2 separate regions of the Homo sapiens genome follow, and region 1 is linked to region 2. The links are chromatin loops, found by intact Hi-C in ENCODE. Cell type or tissue: ascending aorta. All regions are shown on one strand.

Region 1 (2,500 bases), 130 kb after region 2:
GTTTTTTACCATGAAATTTATAGTGTTTGTTGGCTTTTTTTTTTTTTGAGGGGGGGAGTTGTTTCTTTTCTACCATCTCAGATTAAGAATGCAAGAAAATAATGGTGATTAGTTTGTACAGGGATTTATTTTATGTTAATTCCTGGTTTTCCAAGTGTTTGATCAAATAAGAAAAAATGTGATAACTCCCCAGAATAAGAAATTATTGTGATATTATACTCCTGTGTACATAAGGATGTTCCATGCTACATATCAGAAAAGATGAATTTAACACTAAAAAGATGAAATGTTATGTGTAAGTCCTCACTTCTAATTAAAAGTACAAATTTCAAATATAAGAGCTGATATGAAATCAAATCTCCTTAGAGAAACTAATTAAGGCAGCACACCACCCCATTTCATTTCTCCAAAAATATGTTTAGTGCCCCCTCAATTACGATTTTCATTCATAAAAATAACAGATGAAGTAGGGAGTTGATACAGTTACCTAATTCATTTGGACTTCAAACTTACAGAACAGACAAGACCATGTAAAATTCCCATGAAATAGGGGCATGTCATCCATAACCCACAGAAGTGATAGCTTTCCATTCCCTACCACATGCATCATTTTTGCTATTCTCTTCCTTCCCGTATAGTCTTCTCCTAATCTCACCTTTCGGGCTAAGGAGTATAAATGGAAATTAGTGTATAATAATGGGAATAATCTCAGGAGTTCTATTTGTGTAAATGAACATGTGTGAGAATGTTTGGTTTTTGGCTATACAAAAGAGAAATGCAGATGGCACAGGAGAAAAAAAAGGACTATTTTTGGAAATGGCATTTTTTAAGTTTGAGGCACACAAAGTGTTCCATGGAATCCTTACAAAAATATGAGAGATTGAGAGATCAAGGTTTGGGAGAAAACCACCTGCCATCACAGACCTTTATTTCTTCTTGACAACTCATCAAAACAGAGGTGCTGAGGGAATGCAGGGGGAGCAGAGTTGGCAGTGTGAGGAAACAGACAAGGCAGAGGAAGAGAAGACATGATTGTGGTTATTTTGTGATCATTGTTGGTGCTGCTGCCCACCATTGAGTCTCACTCCAGTGGCAGGAGCACCCTGTATTTGCTTTAAGGGGAGTACACTCCCTTACTTTCAGCCTTCATGTTTGTGGTGGAGCTAATACCAGTTCTCAGCTCCAAGAGTGGAGAATGACGCCAGGTGAAGGCAATCAGTGCATTTCATCTCCCAGGCCACAAATTCAGATGTAAGCACCTACCCCAGGCTAGACCAACCAGAGCCCCAGGCTCCATTTGGAGATTCTACTTGAGCTTTTGAGGAAGTCAACTCTCCCTTCAAAATTTCCCAAAATATCATGTTGGGTAGTTGCCACCACCAAAGTGTGACAATAAAGACATCCTAGAGAAACTGATGCCGGCCTTTGAGCCTAATTCAAGTGATGCAATAAGGTACAGGCAGACCTCAGAGATATTGTAGGTCTGATTCCAGAATACTGCAACAAAGTGAATATTGCGATAAGGCACGTCACACAAATTTTTGGTTTCCCAGTGCACATAAAAGTTATGTTTACACTATACTGTAGTCTATTAAGTGTGGAATAATATTGTATGTAAAAGCACAGTGTACATATCTTAATAAAAATAATGCTAAAAAATGCTGATCATCATCTGAGCCTTGAGCAAGTCATAATATTTTTGCTGGTGGAGGGTCTTGCCTTGTTGATGGCTACCGATTGATCAGGGTGATGATGGCTGTGGCAATTTTTCTAAATAAAACAACATTGAAGTTTGCTGCATTGATTGACTCTACTTTGCATGAAAGATGTCTCTGTAGCATGCAATGCTATTTAATAGCACTTTACCCACAATAGAATTTCTTTCAAAATTGAAGTCAAACCTCTCAAATCCTGACACTGCTTTATCAACTAAGTTTATGGAATATCCTTTTCCATATTCCATATGCCATTTCAAGTACGTTCACAGCATCAGCAGCAGCAGTTTCCATCTCAGGAAATCACTTTCTTTGCTCATCCATAAAAGCAATTCTCCCACCATTCAAGTTACATCATGAGATTGCAGCATTTCAGTCACATCTTCAGGCTCCACATCTAATTCTAGTTCTCTTGCTATTTCCACCTCATCTGCAGTTACCTTGTACACTGGTCTTGAACCCTTGAAAGTCATCCATGAGGTTTGGAATCAACTTTTTCCAAACTCTGGTCAATATTGATATTTTGACCTCCTCCCACAAATCATAAATGTTCTTTTTTTATATAATTTCAACTTTTATTTTAGATTTAAGGGTAAATGTGCAGGTTTGTTACATGGATATATCACACAATACTGAGATTTAGGGTACTATTGATCTTGTCACTTAGGTACTGAGCAAACAGTCCAAAACAGTTTTCCAACCCTTGCCTCCCTCCCTTCTCCCCGTCTAGGTGTCCCCAGTTGCCATCCTTATGTCCACAAGTGTCCACTGTTTAGCTCCCACTC
Region 2 (2,500 bases):
AGGAAGCAAGAACCTTCTTCACATGATGGCAGGAAAGAGAAGAGTGAGTAAGAGCAGGGAAAACTGCCTTATAAAACCATCAGCTATTGTGAGAACTCACTCACTATCATGAGAACCACATGGGGAGAACTGCCCTCATGATCCCATCACCTCCCACCAGGTCCCTCCCTCGACACCTGGAGATTGCAATTCAAGATGAGATTTGGGTGAGGACACAAAGCCTAACCATATCAGTCATGTATGAGCAAGTAGGCCCTCACTAGATATTGAGTCTGCTCGTGCCTTGATCTGGACTTCCCAGCCTCCAAATCTACGAGAAATAAATTTCTGTTGTGTATAAGCCTCTTTGTTGTGATATGTTTGCTGTAACAGCCCAAACGGACTAAGACATAGAGGATTTTTATACCCCTCCTTATTCTGCTCTGTCACTTCCCCTCAATACCTCCCCACACCCCAAAGGAGCCCTTTAGTTATGGGGCAAAGACTTTTATACGCTTTTGATATAAGCTGTAAGGTGACATTACAATGATACTAGCTGCCATTTTCAAGTGTGCCCACCAGAAATGAGAAAGAAGGAAAAATCTTCAGTGGTCTTATTTCTTCCATGAAATAAACCAAAATTGATTTTCCTAGGGAGTGAGGCATCTCCAGCAAGGCCAGCCTTTCTTGGGTCAGATGTCTGCAATTACAAATTGAAGTGCTCTTCCCTGGACTTCCAGAATCTTAGGGACTCAAAGGCTTCCACGGGAAAACTGCTTCTCCCCAGCAGATTCAAGGACTCAAAAGAGATGGAGCAAGGTCTCCTGAGTGAAGCCTGCCCAGCGGCTCTGTCCCAACATCTGAAGGAACAGGAAGCTTCTACACCCTTGGCATTGAAGAGCCTCTGAGCAGCGATATAGCCACATTTCCCATCCTTTGACCTAATCAGGGCTTTGATTTGCAGGCCGTGAGGGAGAGGCTGCTGTGTTGTTCCCACTGGGCTATTTTTGGGACCTGGCATCAGAGGGAAGGACAGAGTTAGCAATCGGTACTCCTGGGCAGTGCTGAGCAGGACCTCTGCGTAAGCCCCGTAGTAAACTTAGGTCATTTCCTCTTACAAATCTCCAGAGTTAAACAGCACCAGAAACTCTGAACGAGGGTCAGATATGGAGGAAGCCGAAGGCTTCATTTTTATCAAGAAATCTTTTTTTTTCTCTCTACTTGCTTTCATCTCAAATTATCAGAAATAAAATTTGTAAAATAAAAGAACTTGCGGCCGGGCGTGGTGGCTCACCCCTGTAATCCCAGCACTTTGGGAGGCCGAAGCGGGCACACTATCTGAGGTCGGGAGTTCAAGACCAGCCTAACCAACATGGAAACCCCGTCTCTATCAAAAATACAAAAAAATTAGCTGGGCGTGGTAGTGAATGCCTATAATCCCAGCTAGTTGGGACCCTGAGGCAGGAGAATTGCTTGAACCCCGGAGGTGGAGGTTGCAGTGAGCCGAGATCATGCCATTGCACTCCAGCCTGGGCAACAAGAGCAAAACTCTATCTCAAAATAAATAAATTAATAAATAAGTAAAATAAAAGAACTTTCATGTTTTGGGAGAGCATAGAATGGAGACCAAATTAATACACAAAAGGACGAAACCTTGGGTTGGCAGGGAGGCAACAAAACCACTGAAACACTCATTGAGTTTCACTAACTCTTTCATTTTTTACCCAGGTATTAGCAGTTTGTTTCTAATCTAGGAAAAATAGGCTAAACTCGGCAAAAGGTGGTTCTACCTTCCTTCCACACTATGGGCAACAGTCCTAATGATGAGGGAGGTTACTAAGAAAGGAGACATCCTGAGTTGTCCTATGATACCCCTCAGAAGAGTCATCAGAGACACCACAGACTGCCCGTCATCAGGGCTGCCTTCATCAGTGTACATGCTGGACAGTCACACAGGAAGGATCTGGAAATCAGAAGGGCTCCGTGCTTGGTTTCCTGCTCTGCCATCACATCTTGAAACCCTTTATTATGTTTGACCTGTCTTCTCTTGCCCTTCCTTTCTTTTTTTTTTTTTTTTTTTTTTTTAAGACAGTCTCACTGTGTCACCCAGGCTGGAGTGTGGTAGTGTGATCTCGGCTCACTGCAACCTCGGCCTCCTGGATTCAAGCCATTCTTGTGCCACAGCCTCCCAAGTAGCTGGGATCACAGGCGTATGCCACCACACCCAGCTAATTTTTGTAATTTTAGTAGAGATGGGGTTTCACCACATTGGCCAGGCTGGTCTTGAACTCCTGGCCTCAAGCGATCTGACAGCCTCAGCTCCCAAAGTGCTGGGATTACAGGTGTGAGCCACCATGCCTGGCCTGTCTTCTCTTGTTCTTCTAAAACAGTGTTTCTCAACCCTTTTTTCCCCCATTTTCACTCTTCCAACAAGGCTTCTTAGGCATTTTTTTAACTAATCAATCCTCCCATGAAATTGTAATATAAGTACACAGTATTTCTGTTTATATATTTTATGTTT

What was found. Peaks named below come from ENCODE experiments on the same cell type or tissue, not always from the same donor. Only the 100,000 strongest peaks of a DNase experiment are listed, where the experiment ranks them.
Region 1: it touches region 2 in a loop (1.8-fold over the local background); 1 of 110 quality-filtered maps calls a loop at or near these places.

Annotation. Positions count from the first base shown.
Region 1 is chr17:69,773,716-69,776,215 of GRCh38, reverse strand. All of the region lies in intron 3 of LINC01483 (long intergenic non-protein coding RNA 1483), which reads right to left. Among named protein-coding and RNA genes, the nearest start is that of LINC01483, 180 kb to the right of the region's middle. In ascending aorta, no CTCF peak of the experiment used is centred here; no DNase peak of the experiment used is centred here.
Region 2 is chr17:69,899,466-69,901,965 of GRCh38, reverse strand. The region is part of intron 4 of LINC01483 (long intergenic non-protein coding RNA 1483); the gene reads right to left. Among named protein-coding and RNA genes, the nearest start is that of LINC01497, 61 kb to the left of the region's middle. In ascending aorta, no CTCF peak of the experiment used is centred here; a DNase peak (open chromatin) is centred at 995.